Linked DNA regions of Homo sapiens: region 2 is linked to region 1. Evidence: chromatin loops called from intact Hi-C (ENCODE). Cell type or tissue: natural killer cell. All regions are shown on one strand. Each heading gives the region's core, and the rest is flanking DNA. Links, peaks and the distances in the headings are about the cores only.

Region 1 (5,389 bases), core at 93-5,092:
TCACTTTTCCCAGATCTATTCATGGAATCACTATCTATGGCAGCTATAGGCTTTTAAAATTTATTTCTTAAATAATACAACCTGAAAGTTGAAATTACTCCTTGATCCATGGGCTGCAGAATAAAGCCTAACACAGAAGGCATGAGCTCTTGGGTGACTAGGTGCATTGTCAATGAGAAGTGACATTTTGAAAGAAATATTTTTTTCTGAGCTGTAGGTCTCCACAGTTGGCTTAAAATATTCAGTAAACCATGCTGTAAACAGATGTGCTGTTATCCAGGCTTTGTTGTTCCATTAACAGAGCACAGGCAGAGTAGATTTAACTGATGTTAAATTCTTAAGGACTTTAAGATTTTGGGAAGGATATATAAGCATGGGTTTCCACTTAAAGTCACAGCCACATTAGCCCCCCTAACAAGAGAGTCAATCTGTCCTTTAAAGCTTTGAAACCAGGACTTGACTTCTCCTCTCTGGCTATGAAACTCCTAGATGGCATATTCTTCCAATATAAGGCTATTTCATCTGCATTTAAAATCCATTGTTTAGTGTAGCCACCTTCAACATTGAACTTAGCTACATCTTTTGCATAACTTGCTGCAACCTCTCCATCAGTACATGCAGCTTCACCTTGCACATTTGTGTTATAGAGACAGCTTCTTTCCTTAAATTTCATGAACCGACTTCTGCTTCCTTCAAACATTTCTTCTGTAGCTTCTTCACCTCTCTTAGCCTTCACAGAATTGAAGAGATTTAGGATTTTGCTCTGGTTTAGGCTTTAGCTTAAGAGAATGTTGTGGCTGGTTTGGTCTTCTATCCAGGCTACTGAAACTTTCTTCATAGCAGCAATAAGATAGTTTTACTTTCTTGTCACTAATGTGTTCATTGATGTCACACTTTTAATTTCCTTCAAGAACTTTTCCTTTGCATTCACCACTTGGCTAACTGTTTGGTGCAAGAGGACTGGCTTTCAGACCATCTCGGCTTTGGACATGCCTTTCTCACTAAGCTTAATCATTTCTAGCTTTTGATTTAAAGTGAGAAAACATGTGACTCTTCCTTTCACTTGAACACTTACGGGACATTGTAGGGTGATTAATTGTCCTGCTTTCAATATTGTTGTGTCCCAGAGAATAGGGAGGCTCAAGAAGAGGGAGAAAAACAGGGAACACCTGGTTGGTGGAGCAGTTAGAACACACACAACATTTATCGATTAAGATCTCTGTCTTACAGGGGCACAGATCTCGGCGCCCCAAAACAATTACAATAGTGACATCAAAGATCACTGATCACAGATCACCACAACACATATAATAATAATGAAAAGGTTTGAAACATTATGAGAATTATCAAAATGTGGCACAGAGATACAAAGTGAGCATATGCTGTTGGAAAAACAGAGCCAATAGACCAGGTGGATATAAGGGGTTACCACAAACCTTCAATTAGTAAAAACCACAATATCTGCAAAACACAGGAAAGCGAAGCGCAATAAAACAAAGTATGCCTATACTTACGTGGTTGGCCTCAGTTGTATTACGGGGAATTATGGAAGGGCCTGTGCTACATACAGTTCAGACAAGCTGGAAAACAGGAGGGCAGAGGTCTATTTTCTGAGATCAAGCAGAGGGTATGAGAGTGGTCTCTGGAAGGTGGCAGGGATGATCACAGCAGCCCAGCCCCGAAGGTCATGACAGCGCAGAGGAAGACAGAGACCTGGGGAGTGGAGGAGGGAGGAACAGTGAAACCTGACACTGAGAGCTCTCAGAATACTGAGAGAGCAGTTGAGGTAGGGGGTTCCAGTTTTTAGCATTTGGGCAAGAAAAGGAGGGGAGTACACAATTTCGTAATTTAGGCAATTACAAAATAAATAAATAAATGTCTCTATTCTGTAGTCATGCTGATGAGGCCTGAGACATATGGGTCAAAGCCCTCTGTCTCTAACTGCCCCATCCCTCAGATTGCCAAGAGCAATAGGCTTCTGGAAAAAGATTCAAATGACCTTAAGATAGGGTCAACAAAAGTTGTTACAGATGATTAAATGTATGTCTGAAACACTGATTTATGCCATTGGAGTAATTAACTTACCCTCAGGTATCCCCCCTTCTTAACCATGAAGAGTTCTCAATGGCCCCAGGACCCTGACTTAGGCTATGACTTAAGGGATCCCTGGGTGTTTCCAGAAGCTAGGCCCAGCCCAGCCCAGAGTGTCCCACCCAGACCTGCCTCTTGCCTGCTGGAGAAAGAAGGGTTGTTTGACATATCCCTGAACAGAGATCAGCCACCTGAAAGAATTAAAAAGACTTAAGAATCCATCACGTGTAAAAAGATCGTCGCACCATCTTCCTACACCTAATCACAATTGAGTGCACATTTTCAGATTAAATGGACAAACGCTTGACTTCTATTTCATATATATCCATATACAAAAAAAATCAGAAAGTGGTATAGAAATTGTATTTACTGAACATTAAGCACAACCCATTTATTTCTATTTAAATAGCACCAAAACCTCAGTAACATTTAACAGGTTAACAATATAGACTTGAGTCATATTGAGTCTGACATTGAGTCAGACCTAGATTTATATCATGCTCTGCCACAGATACTCTGGTATCTTTAAGCTAATTACATATCCCCAAGCCTCAGCTGTCCCCAACTGCAAGATGGCCATGATGACAGATGAGAACAGATAACTCAGAGTGTGGCTATGAGAACTAAATGATTTAACGCCTGTAAAACATTTAGAAAAATGCCTAGCATGTGGTAAGTGCTCATTAAACATAGCTATATTTAAATATTTCTAAAATATTGCCAAATCCAGATGCTAATGACTAGGGCATCCTAAAAGACAGATTTAGAAAGGAAATTGCTGTCTATATTCTGAACAGTACAGTAACTGTGTTTTGACTTTGTCATTTGCCACTTCCATCCAGTGCTTTTCTGGTAGCATGCTGGAAAATGAACCACAGCACACTAACACCCACACCCCAGCAGCTCTCTAAATCAGTTGTTCTTAAATGAGTCAGCACACACCCAAGCATCTTGGTCACTAGTCGGATGTACACAGGCTGCAGGTTCCCAAACAGACTTCAGCTGCTGCTCTGAGTAAACATTTTCTGGCAGCACACCAAGGGGGCGGGTGGGGACACAGGTAGGCATCTTCTCGGGTCTAGGTTCAGATTTCATATTGAACTCAAAATGAGCTGATGAGTTCAAGGTCCCTGTTTCTGCTAAAAATAAGCCTACACAGCAAGGGTGTTGCACTAAACAGTTTGCCCAAGCTGCCTGGAGGAAGCATCTTCTGCCCACATTGCGCCTTGGTGTAACCAACATTCAGAGTCCCACAGTTTCATGACCACCAACTTCACACAATTAGCTGAGCTCTATGTAAAACTGTTTCTATCTGTTCCTACCTAGATTTTTCTCCTTGAGACATAACTCTTCTTTTTAAATTGTGAATGAAGATATCTGACGTGAGTGCTGGGAAAGTCATGGCAAAAGGCCTGGGTGGAAAATCAAAATGTCATCATTATATTCTTTGGGTTCATAACATCCGAGGAAATAGGTACCTTATACCTTGATCTTCTTAGAAGTGAAATAAAAATAGCCCATCTACCTCACAGGGATCACAATTTCATGGTCCTTTGTAAAACTTAAAAAAAAGGTGTTAAGTATAAAATCTCAATTAATGGAATACTCAGGCAAGAAAATACCCTGGTTTATGCATTTAAGTCTTTTTCTAGCCTTTTGTCAAAAGCTTTTCTAAAAATACAGTCACCCATTAACTAAGTACATTATGATGACAGTTTTTAGCTTTGAGGATTTGGAAGCTTGAAATCAATCAAGCACATTAAATAGTACATGTCTTTTGATTTGTGGTCAATTACTATTTCAAAATGCAATTCTTAACCTCTGGTCAGTTGCTTTCCAGTTAGGGTTTATATTTTAGCTAAGAAAGTTGTTGTTTCCCAGGAATGAAATTGAGCTCAATCTAGTTTTCCATGCACAAATTATAGTAACAGGAACACCGCCATCCCTAGTTTCTAAGGAAGAGAACCAGGCATCTTAAAAAGTAAGGTCCTAGGCAGGACTATAAAGCAAACAATGATGAAATTAGCTTTAGAATATGTTTGGAAAATTTGGCTTACACTAATAAGGTACTATTTGAAAGAGATAAATGTTAAAGGCCTGCATTAAAGGTTTTAAAAATAATCGATTATGTACATTTCAGATAGAAAGACCCTGGCTTGCCAAGGTTTAAAAAAAAGTCAGAAGATCTTAGATGACCACAAGCTGAAACTGAGCCACCAGCATATATAATATGATTGCTAAAAGCAGCACTTTCCTAGCAGTTCCACTGTAGTGCAACAGACTACCACATCTTAAAGAACATAGACAGATGAGATCTCTCTTCTTTCATTTCTTTACTCAGCCCACTGCTTTCTAAGTTCTGCCCCCACCCATCACCACCACCAACTCTGAAACTGTGACTGCCAAAGGTCACCAAGGACCACAGATTGGCAAATCAGTGGACTCATTTCTGGTCTAAGAACTTGCCATCTTTCAGCATCTGACATCGTTGACTATACACTCTTCCTTTGGCTTCTCTGATGCCACTCTCTTGGTTCCCCTAAACCCCTGGCTAGCCCTTTCCAGTCCCCTCTTATCTTCCTGACTCTCCATGTTACTGTGACTGAAGATCCAGTCCTTACCCCTCTTTGCTCACTCTCCGACACTACTTAGTGATCTTAACTGCTCCCATAACTTCAACTGCCACCTGCAGAAGAAGCCCCAGATCTTTCAGTCTAGTCTGGACCCATCCCTGAGCACCAAACCTATTCTCCCCAACTGTGCTTGGATCTTCTCACTTCTCCTGATCTTGCTTCTCCTCTTCTGCCTGCTTTTATACAGTGCTTTTATATTGCCAAATAACACCACTATCCATCCAGTGGCCTAAGCCAGAACTTCAGGACTTCTTCAATTCTCCCTATCCCTTAGCTGCTATACTGAATCAGTGACAAAAATTTGGCCTCCTTTGCTTATTTTCTATTCACTTCTTCTTCCCAATAGCTCACCTCACACTATAGTTTATCTAAGAGCAGGAAGAACCCCTGGTTCTTGTCCCTGGGGGTGTAGAAAGATTATCTGTTAGGCTGCCTGCCTCAAAGCACATCATCCAATGATTCTTCTGAAAAAGTTCAACTTTCTATATGCTACTATAAAAAAAAACTTTAATAAAAAACTATTTTTAAAGAATGTGAGGCTAATGCTGATAGGAAGTGAAAATAACTTCTTTTCCTTGATGTTAAGGCATCTTGTAGGAATGAACCAATATTAAGAACTTTTTCTCAATAACAAAAGAAGAATGACTATTATTTATTCTTCCAAC
Region 2 (5,389 bases), core at 227-5,226, 71 kb after region 1:
ATCAATAAAGTGTTGTTGATGTTTATGAAACCCTTAGAGCTCTACCAGGCATACAGTGAACTACGATGTTGTTGATGATGATAATCATCTTTATTGGCACATGCCAGGACTTGATAACCTTAGTTTGTAATGTGAATCCTATTTAAAAGTATTTAAAAGTATTTCCACTACAACTTAAGAAACTGTCATCCAGTGCAAAGCTCAGGGTAGACAGCAGAGAGTTGGATTTAGCCATGATTGATTGGAGTTTTTCCAGGAAAATACGATGAAGGAAGACAAGAACAAATGACAGACCATGGAATTGAGGCTCGATAATGAGAGAAGTAAAGACATAAAGTGGAGAGGAACCGTGAAAAGATGCTAGGAATAATGTTTTTTTTCAATTCCATTGGAATTTAATGACAGCTAGAGTGGGTTATAGAAAGGGCAAGCTGAAAAGTCATAGAGTAGGAGTCATGTCATTGAGATAATGTGGGGAATGGGGGCTGTTGCTATTACAATGCAACTTCTAGGATCCTCCCAATGGGAAGAATTGGCTAAAGTAAGATAAAGGGCAAGATCTGAGTGGAAGGGAGATCAGGAATGGAGAGACCAGCGTGTTTGAAGTACCACATGTACACATATTGAAGTGTATGATATGAGGTGGTGTTGGAGAGTGTGACAGTGAGCAATAGGTAAAATCTTTCTAGAATGAGGAGGAGCACCTGAGGGATCAGTACATGATGACCATGGGGATTAGTGCATAATGTAGTCTGATGATAGGATATTTAAAGCAGGAAGACACTAAAGAGTTTCAAGAAGAAGAGAGGGAGAATGGGGTGTGCCTTGATGAAACACAAGAATGGTACTTAAACGACCTCCACCTACATGCCCAGGGTGCAAAAGAAAAGGGAAAGAAAACAGATGCATCTAGAGAAATCTGCAAAGGAACCAGGTCTCCAAGGGACAGTCTGGTCAGTTACAGTAAGAAAGCAAAGTTCAGAGAAAATGTTAAAGATATAAGGGATCTTGCTGGTGACTGACAGTGAGTTCAGGGGACACACTGAAAGGGTTTCAGAAGCTGGAGATAGGTGGAAGATGAAGTGAGGGAAAAGGAAGTGCAGTGCCATCACGGAAATGAAAGCCTTGGGACGGAGGGGTCACCTGGATGTCCTGGGCTTCTTGGGCCCTCCGTCCTAAACAAGCATAAAGAGCATCACGGGATTATCCTTGGTAGTCTCAAAGCTGAGAGTCATGGGGAGGCTGTGAACATTGAAGATCCTACCAGGGACACAAAATTACGGGTCCCTTCTTCAATCCTGCCTGTGGTTAGCAGGAGGTTGAGGGAGCGATGGTCCTATTTCCCAGAGGAATAAGAGCTCTGGGCTCCTTCAGGAAACCTGGGGAAGAGGATGCCCAAGTCTGCATGAATACCAACAGATGAGGCCATCGGAAGAAGGGCTCCTAAGAAAGAGAAACCACACACAGAAAGGAAGAAGTGAATATGACCCATGCTCACACACCAACATGCCTATAGCCAGGAGGAAATATGAGAGCTAGGAGGGAATTTAGGAGTCTCTGAATTGAAAGTATTCGTTTCAGTGAGGAGGAAACTGAAGTTTAGAGACGTAGAATAAACTTATTGTAAGAGGAACCTATGTAATATGTCTTAGAAAGCTCTCTTTCAAAATCATTATCCAAAAAGGAAAGAATGGGCCACTTAAAGGAGTATTGATTTATTAATCGGGAAATTTGCTTATGGAAAATAGGCAAAACTTGCTTCGAAATGCTTATCACAATCCACCTAAAATTTCTGTTGGCAGCATCATTATCTGTAGCTGCTTCAGTGGTGACACTAATAAATTCACATTACAGAATAGTAGTAAAGGATTTATTTTTCTTTTACATTTTATATTATGGTCACCAATTGTGAGCTCTGAAGTAAAATGTCCTGTTACATGACAAATTTAAAACAATACATTTTAGAATTTACCTTGACAACACTCTCAGAGAAGATTATTTTAGAAACTATTGATAAATTAAAAATCTAAGTGAATTATATGCCTAAAAGCTTTCTTTTAAGTGATACTTGAGGGGAAAAAAACGTCATCCCAACATTTTTAGACATTGAACTTTACAAGTGTAGAAATGGTCACAGAAAGCCTATGTTATTCTGAAATATATTTTGTTTCAGCTATGTTTGTGAAAATTGACCAGCTACTTGACAAATCTAGATTTTCTTAAAGGCACTCAACTAAATGCTATTGTCTCCTAGGACTTGTCTTGGCCATTTTGATTATCATAACTCTCCAATATAGGCTTTAGGATTTCCAAATTCATACTCTGAAGCCCAAAATTATTCCCACTATAATTTAGAGTTAGCCTTTGAAATAACTTATAGAAAGCATTAATTGATTCCATATCTAGGGGCCTTCTGAGTTGTTTATAACTTATATATATCTACATATATATTTATTGATAAAATTTTATTTTTAATATAATTTACAACCAGATTTCTCTTACAAAAAAGATTCAATCTATTTTAAAAGTATGATAATCAATTATATTATATAATTTGTGCCACAATTCATACTTATCTATTGATTTAGAAACCACATTCAAGATAATCCTCTCTACCAAGAATTGGCCCCCAGCGTAGCAGCAAAGCACCATTAACTATCATTTCCACCGACAGCTGAAGTTGTGGTTTTGCATTCAGCACTTTTTTCCTTGTGTGGAGTATAGAACAAAAGATGTTACTAATGTAATAATGTGAGTCATCATCCAAATCTGTGGTTACTACTACCATGAAAAGTTTTCTTTCTCAGTAGGAAAGTGTCATTGGTCATTCCCAAGATGTTACAGATGAACAGAAAAAAAGTGAATATCGTTGGCACTTCCATTTTATCTAGGAAATAAAACTGAGTTCCTCACTTGTGGGTAAAGGCAAGTCACTGTGGTGACACACCATGTTTTTTCAGTAGATGAGGTGAGCAGGAAGCAGCAATCTGAGATGTCTCTTCAGTGCATTTCACACTTACGACATTCACTTTGTTTCAATAAATACAAATAGCAAACATAAAAATTATTATCTATATATACTTATTAAAATCTCTTCTAATCTCCTCCAAACATATTTATCATATCAGCATTTTGCTTCCTTAAATGTTTTTCTTATTCTTTGAAGAGAAATCCAGTAGTTGTTGTTTTTCTTCTTCTTCATTAATAATACACTTTTCTAGCTCTGCTTCATCTCAAGATAACCATTTGTGTGAACTGGTGTTTTCCAAACTGTTTTCTAGGTAACAAGGCATTTGATCTGACTAAGTGCCTACAAGGCCAATGTATTCTTGGAAGAAACAATCTTCTAGAAACTCATATTAAACAAAGTTAAAGAGTTGTTTTAATGTGGAACTTCTCCAACCTGTAACATTCTGATGGGCTTTATAATTCCCCATACAGAAAATATAGTTTGCACCATTTTCTTAAACTTGTTAAATAAGAAAACACTTTTGTAAGTTTAAAACAGGAAAACTAATATGTTGAGGAAATACTATATATTCCATGCAATAGAGTGAGAAAAGCTGATTTCAGTCACACATTTGTTTCTTTCTTATGGGCAAAGTACACCATTACTTTGTGGTTAGTGCTTGCTGTTATGTCCAAGGCATCTATATTATTATGATGACCAGATATTCATGGTTTGGTGCCAACTTCAATTATGTGGTCCCATTGTCCCTCTGAGCATGTTAGAACTTTTCAGAGTTTGCTGCCCAATTTTTCATTCAGAAAATATATTCTCTGCATATATGGATAAATAATTTGGTAAATCAAAAGAACATAATCTTCCATAGTTAAGAAGTTGTTTCTGCCATTTGTTAAAAGTAACCAGATAACTAAGAAGCTTACCTGAGAGAAAATAAGGCACAACAGGTGAATCAGAGAATTGTAAAATCTTCTAGATCATGGCTTTAACTTCTTTCATGATAATTATGTGATGCTACTAAAAATATTTAACATCCCCAAGCCTGTTTCTACATCCACATAAATTACAAAACCAAAATCAATAATCTTTTTACTCTCTACTCCTTAGTCATTGTAAGGATCCTTCAGGTCTGTGCAAAAATGTCACCTCATTGGTGAGCTTTTTCCTGACCAGCCCTTTTTTTTTTTTTTTTCGGAGACAGAGTCTCCTCTATCACCCAGGCTGTAGTGCAGTGGTGTGATCTCAGCTCACTGCAAGCTCCGCCTCCCAGATTCACGCCATTCTCCTGCCTCAGCCTCCCAAGTAGCTGGGACTACAGGTGCCTGCCACCACACCCGGCTAATTTTTTTGTATTTTTAGTAGAGACAGGGTTTCACAGTGTTAGCCAGGATGGTCTCAATCTCCTGACCTCGTGATCCACCCACCTCAGCCTCCCAAAGTGCTGGGATTACAGGAATGAGCCACTGTGCCCAGCTCTGATCAGCCTTTTTTTTAAGAGCAAACCAGTCCCCGCCCTTCCCCAGTCCCTGAAACCCCCCCACTCCTGCTTGTTTGTTCTTGTTATTCTGACATCCTTTATGTTTACTCCTTTGTTTATTTCTGTGTCCCCCTATCAAGAATGGTATGTTCACCTGTTTAACGTTTAGGACAGAGCCTGACACTTAATAAGTAAAACAAATAAATCTTTGTTGGCTAAATGAGTAAAATACACAATGTAGTAAAATTTGAGGAAACACTTGGAAAGCTATATCAGAATAAAACAGCAGAACCGTAAATAGTTTCCACAAAATCAGGTACATAGAGAAAGCTCAGCATGTATTTATAGGTAATCTTCAATCACACTGGGAAATTAACCAAAAGGGAATATTCATTGTGGGCTACAGTGGCCATGCAAGACTTAGTAGAGCAGAGGAGATCATGAAGAAAATATATAATTTATCTTGAAATAAAAGAGTAGAGAAGACATAGCAGATGGACAATCTGGCACACAGAAGGACATGAAAGCAGAAATAAGCTTGTCTCGTGTTGGGGGCTTTTTAAAAAAATAGACTGATCTTGAAGGAGGCATACATGTCAAAGGGTAATGAGAGATGGATTTTTAAACTTATTCAGTCATTTATTTGACAAACTCTTGTTGAACACCTACTATATGCTGAATTTTAGGTTAGGATTGATGAGAGTAAAAGGCCAGATAAGGACTCCCTGAATGTCAGGCTAACGAGTGAGAAAATGCTCATGCTGCCTCATGGGATTATTTTAAGGGTTAAGAAAACAGTGCACCCAAAGTGCCCCATAGGCCATTTTGCTCTATGATAATATAATCTGTATCATTACCCAGCTGGTGATTGGTCTGGTGAAAACAACACGTTAGGCCATGCATTTAACCAAATGGCCACAGCCAATATATTTCTGAGGATCATGGAA

The links. Hi-C counts contacts between places; a loop is a spot of excess contacts. Peaks named below come from ENCODE experiments on the same cell type or tissue, not always from the same donor. Only the 100,000 strongest peaks of a DNase experiment are listed, where the experiment ranks them.
Region 2: it touches region 1 in a loop (7-fold over the local background); 1 of 110 quality-filtered maps calls a loop at or near these places.

Annotation. Positions count from the first base shown.
Region 1 is chr12:68,116,845-68,122,233 of GRCh38, forward strand. No RefSeq gene overlaps it. Among named protein-coding and RNA genes, the nearest start is that of IFNG, 40 kb to the right of the region's middle. In natural killer cell, for the core only: no CTCF peak of the experiment used is centred there; DNase peaks (open chromatin) are centred at 3,167 and 3,287; H3K27ac peaks cover 4,522 bases.
Region 2 is chr12:68,187,222-68,192,610 of GRCh38, forward strand. All of the region lies in intron 1 of LOC105369818 (a long non-coding RNA gene), which reads left to right. Among named protein-coding and RNA genes, the nearest start is that of IFNG, 30 kb to the left of the region's middle. In natural killer cell, for the core only: no CTCF peak of the experiment used is centred there; DNase peaks (open chromatin) are centred at 2,700 and 2,940; H3K27ac peaks cover 534 bases.